Regions from separate parts of the Mus musculus genome. Here region 1 is linked to region 2. A link is a loop called in an ENCODE intact Hi-C map of the cell type or tissue named here. Cell type or tissue: gastrocnemius. All regions are shown on one strand.

What was found. A loop is a pair of places that touch in the nucleus more often than their neighbours do. Peaks named below come from ENCODE experiments on the same cell type or tissue, not always from the same donor. Only the 100,000 strongest peaks of a DNase experiment are listed, where the experiment ranks them.
Region 1: a loop joins it to region 2, with 12 times the contacts of the local background. A loop is called at or near these places in 11 of 42 quality-filtered maps.

The regions. Positions count from the first base shown.
Region 1 is chr19:9,420,990-9,423,489 of GRCm38, reverse strand. No RefSeq gene overlaps it. Among named protein-coding and RNA genes, the nearest start is that of Gm9750, 150 kb to the right of the region's middle. In gastrocnemius, no CTCF peak of the experiment used is centred here; no DNase peak of the experiment used is centred here.
Region 2 is chr19:9,514,904-9,517,403 of GRCm38, reverse strand. No RefSeq gene overlaps it. Among named protein-coding and RNA genes, the nearest start is that of Gm9750, 240 kb to the right of the region's middle. In gastrocnemius, no CTCF peak of the experiment used is centred here; a DNase peak (open chromatin) is centred at 1,438.

The DNA of each region.
Region 1 (2,500 bases), 94 kb after region 2:
GCACTTTGTCATTTGCTAAACACAATAATCACGATTGTAGAGAACCCTCCAGGAAAAAATCAACTATTAGCTTTTTTGCCCCAAAACTAAGAAGCTGCAGACTTCCTTTCTTTGAAAGCAGCTTTTTCCAGCCGTGGCTCCCCTGCTGTGCCTGATCCCTGGCTAAAGTGTGGCCACTCTCAGGCTTTGCTGAACCAGCAGATAAAATCTTAGCCATTTTTATTTTCCAACATGAAACAGAATATTCAGTCATTCAGACAACGAAACAAAACACACATGGATTGACACGTAAACAGACTGGTGCACAAGACATTAGACAACACAAAGAAGGCAGAGAACTTCTGCTGTAGAGCTAGAGAGAATATAACAGGGCGTGCCCTGATTTCTCTCTGTCTCTGGGAGAGTTTCAAAATCCACTTTCCTTTATTTTATTTTATTATCTTAAGCCCTATTCCTCTAGCCTGATGCAGTTCTTGACTGTGGACAACCACCTGTTTCATTATTTTAAACCCTATTCCTCTCACCTGAAACAGCTTTTGAAAGCCGCGGACAACCACCTGATTCAAAGTTTCTAGTCTCACACATATTTCACTGTCAAATCTTAAGTGGACCCAGCCCCAGGTCAGCACTGTTCCAACTTAGTCCTTATCCTTCCACACTTCTAGCAACACTTTTAAAAAATGAAGTTTAAAGCCAGCGCTAGCATAAATACCTATTGTTCACCGTGCCTGATACAAACCTCTGATTCTTTTCTTCCCTTGGAGCTCCATACAAGACAGCGATTCCCTCAGTGTTTTCCCACCGTTCCTAAGGTTTCCCGTTCATCATTGTTCAGGTGCCAATCTGTTGTATGCAGGCCCACGGCCTACATGAACTGGGTACACCTGGGAGGCAGGCTGGGGCTGAAAGAGACTTAGACTGTGAGAGAAATTAATGGAGACCAAGACACGTTTTCTGTTCAAGGCCCACGAGTTTACTAAGAGACTGTGCTTATAAGGGGGAAAGCCCATCCCCACGCCAGTCCATTCTTGGTGCCTGGAGCCATTCTGTCAGCACTTGGTCACCAGGCTGGTTGCTTATTCAGGAATCTCTCAGGAAGACGGGTTCAGCTTGTCGGCAGGTAGCAGAATCTCAAGGGCAGTTGTCACTTCAAAAGAAGCCAGCCAAGTTGGAAAGCTGCACCACATGTGGCCTCACCTCAGTTGTGACAAGGTTTGTACCAACCCACTTCAGGCTTGGGGAGGCTACATTTTACCTTTAGAGAGAGTAGGTATAATCTTGGAAAGAAGTGGATTAACTTCTCAAGGATTTATTGTGCACCGGGCATAGTAGATGGGGATAACAAGGAAGAAATAAAAATCATAGCTTATGTTGAAAGGGAGATGCAAACTGATGAAGGGGATAGAATTACTCAATTGTTGTTACTTCCTTATATCAAGGTCAAGGCTGCAGTAGAAGGCTTCCAGTAGAAGGAACAGAGGTTTTTGAGGTGTACTGGAAAATGAATGTTCTGGAAACAGTGGTTAATTATTAGAGACCAAAATTAATGGTACAAATGAATGGTGTTGATATTGAAGGTTTGGTAGATACAGGAGCTGATATTAGTATACTTTCCCAAAATTCTTGGAATCCAGATTAGCCACTTAAGAAGGTTTATACACAATTTATAGGAATTGATTAATTATCATGAATTAGACAAATCATCTGATGGATTACCTGTGTGAGACCAGAAAGGCAAAAAAAGGAAAGGGGAGAACTTATGTGGCTAATGTACCAGTAAATTTATTGGGAAGGGATCTTTTACAACAATGGGAACTCAAATCAATATTCCTGGGACAGGAAATGAAAAAATTATGGGTAATATGGTAGATGCTCCTGGGAAATGTATTGATATTGAAAGGAAATAAAACTTGAGACCTGTGATTCATGTAATGTATGTCAAATAGCCCAAAGAGTTGTTTGTGAGCTTTGAAACCTGGGGCTGAGAACATAGCAGAACAGACCAGGTCATGCCCGGGCAGGCCCATCGCCTTTCTATCTCCCACCCCTCTGACCTAAGTTAAATGTTACAGGCTGCTGATGTTTAAATGGACCAATCATGTGAAACCACGCCAATTCCTCCCCCATCCCCACTCCTTTTCTATAAAAACCCCTAGCTTCCAAGCCTGGTGGTCGAATCCACTGTCTCCTGTGTGAGATATGTTTCGACCCGGAGCTCCGCCATTAAAATACCTCGTGTTGTTACATCAAGGTGTTGTGTTCTATTCGTGATTCTTGGGTGCACGCAGAATCGGGAGCTGAGTGGGGGTTTCCCCACTAGGTTCTTTCAATACAGATGGTTGAGAACAATTATAAATGGTTTCCATTGTCAAAACACAGGATATCATAGGAATTGAGTTTTCAAATAGATAAAAAAAGGGCCACTACTGACAAACCAAGAGCCTTGCTCCTAAAATGGTGTGATGGTTTGTATAGGCTTGGCCAAAGGAGTAGCACTATT
Region 2 (2,500 bases):
ACACTCCCCAGAAGATTTAACCTCAGTGATGCTGGTCTCTTCATAATCACCACTAATTTCTTAGCTAACCAGCATCAAGTGTCCCAATAGTCCCTTCTATTCAGGACTCTAAATCCAGAGCCATGTGGGCAAAGCTGCTGAGTTCTGCTACTTGTTAGAGCTGTAACATGGCTCCCTTGTTCTATTGTATTATCACCAGTTTTGTGTTTTCCAACTCCTTCACTGCCTAAGTTTGGCTTCTGGAGGGAATATTTCTTTTCAAGAGCACATACTGCTGTGAAAAGACACCATGACCAAGGCAAGTCTGATAAAGGAAAACATTTAATTGGATCTGTATTACTTGTACAAAGGTTCAGTCCAGTCTCATCAAGGTGGGAACATGGCAGCATCCAGACAGGAATAGGACAGGATGAGCTGAGAGTTCTACAACTTCATCTGAATGCTGCTAGCAGAATACTCACTTCCAGGCAGTTAAGGGCAGGGTCCTGAAGCCCACACTCACAGTAACACACCCACTCCAACAAGGCCACACCTCCAAATAGTGCCACTCCTTAGGCCAAGCCTATACAAACCATCACACCATTTTAGGAGCAAGGCTCTTGGTTCGTCAATAGTGGCCCTTTTTTTTATCTATTTGAAAACTCAATTCCTATGATATCCTGTGTTTTGACAATGGAAACCATTTATAATTGTTCTCAGCCATCTGTATCAATACCTTTCCCAGGAGCATCTACCATATTACCCATAATTTTTTCATTTCCTGTCCCAGGAATATTGATTTGAGTTCCCATTGTTGTAAAAGATCCCTTTCCCATAAATTTACTGGTACATTAGCCACATAAGTTCTCCCCTTTCCTTTTTTTGCCCTTCTGGGTTCACACAGGTAATCCATCAGATGATTTGTCTAATTCATGATAATTAACCAATTCCTATAATTTGTGTATAAACCTTCTTAAGTGGCTAATCTGGATTCCAAGAATTTTGGGAAAGTATACTAATATCAGCTCCTGTATCTACCAAACCTTCAATATCAACACCATTCATTTGTACCATTAATTTTGGTCTCTAATAATTAACCACTGTTTCCAGAACATTCATTTTCCAGTACACCTCAAAAATCTCTGTTCCTTCTACTGGAGCAGCCTTGACCTTGATATAAGGAAGTAACAACAATTGAGTAATTCTATCCCCTTCATCAATTTGCATCTCCCTTTCAACATATGCTATGATTTTTATTTCTTCCTTGTTATCCCCATCTACTACACCTGGTGCACAATAAATCCTTGAGAAGTTAATCCACTTCTTTCCAAGATTATACCTACTCTCTCTAAAGGTAAAGTGTAGCCTCCCCAAGCCTGAATCAGGTTGGTACAAACCTTGTCACCACTGAGGTGAGGCCACATGTGGTGCAGCTTTCCAACTTGGCTGGCTTCTTTTGAAGTGACAACTGCCCTTGAGATTCTGCTACCTGCGGAGAGGCCGAACCTGTCTTCCTGAGAGATTCCTGAATAAGCAACCAGCCTGGCGACCAAGTGCTGACAGAATGGCTCCAGGCACCAAGAATGGACTGGCGGGGGGGGGGGGGGGGGGGGGGGGGGGAATTGGCCTATCCCCTTATAAGCACGGTCTCTTAGTAAACTCGTGGGCCTTGAACAGAAAACGTGTCTTGGTCTCCATTAATTTCTCTCACAGTCTAAGTCTCTTTCAGCCCCAGCCTGCCTCCCAGGTGTACCCAGTTCATGTAGGCCGTGGGCCTGCATACAACAGATTGGCGCCTGAACAATGACGAACGGGAAACCTTAGGAACGGTGGGAAAACACTGGGGGAATCAGTGGGGAAACACTGAGGGAATCGCTGTCTTGTATGGCGCTTCAAGAGAAGAAAAGAATCAGAGGATCCTATCAGGCACGGTGAGCAACAGGTATTTATGCTAGCGCTGGCTTTAAACTTCATTTTTTTAAAGTGTTGCTGGAGGTGTGGAAGGATAAGGACTAAGTTGGAACAGTGCTGACCTGGGGCTGGGTCCACTTAGGATTTTACAGTGAAATATGTGTGGGACTAGAAACTTTGAATCAGGTGGTTGTCCACAGCTTTCGAAAGCTGTTTCAGGTGAGAGGAATAAGGTTTAAAATAATGAAACAGGCAGTTGTCAGCAGTCAAGAACTGCATCAGGCTAGAGGAATAGGGCTTAAGATAATAAAGTAAAATAAAATAAAATAAAGCAAAGTGGATTTTGAAACTCTCCCAGAGACAGAGAGAAATCAGGGCACGCCCTGTTTTATTCTCTCTGGCTCTACAGCAGAAGTTCTCTGCCCTCTTTGTGTTGATTAATGTCTGGTACACTGGTCTGTTTACGTGTCAATCCATGTGTGTTTTGTTTCGTTGTCTGAATGACTGAATATTCTGTTTCATGTTGGAAAATAAAAATGGCTAAGATTTTATCTGCTGGTTCAGCAAAGCCCGAGAGTGGCCACACTTTAGCCAGGGATCAGGCACAGCA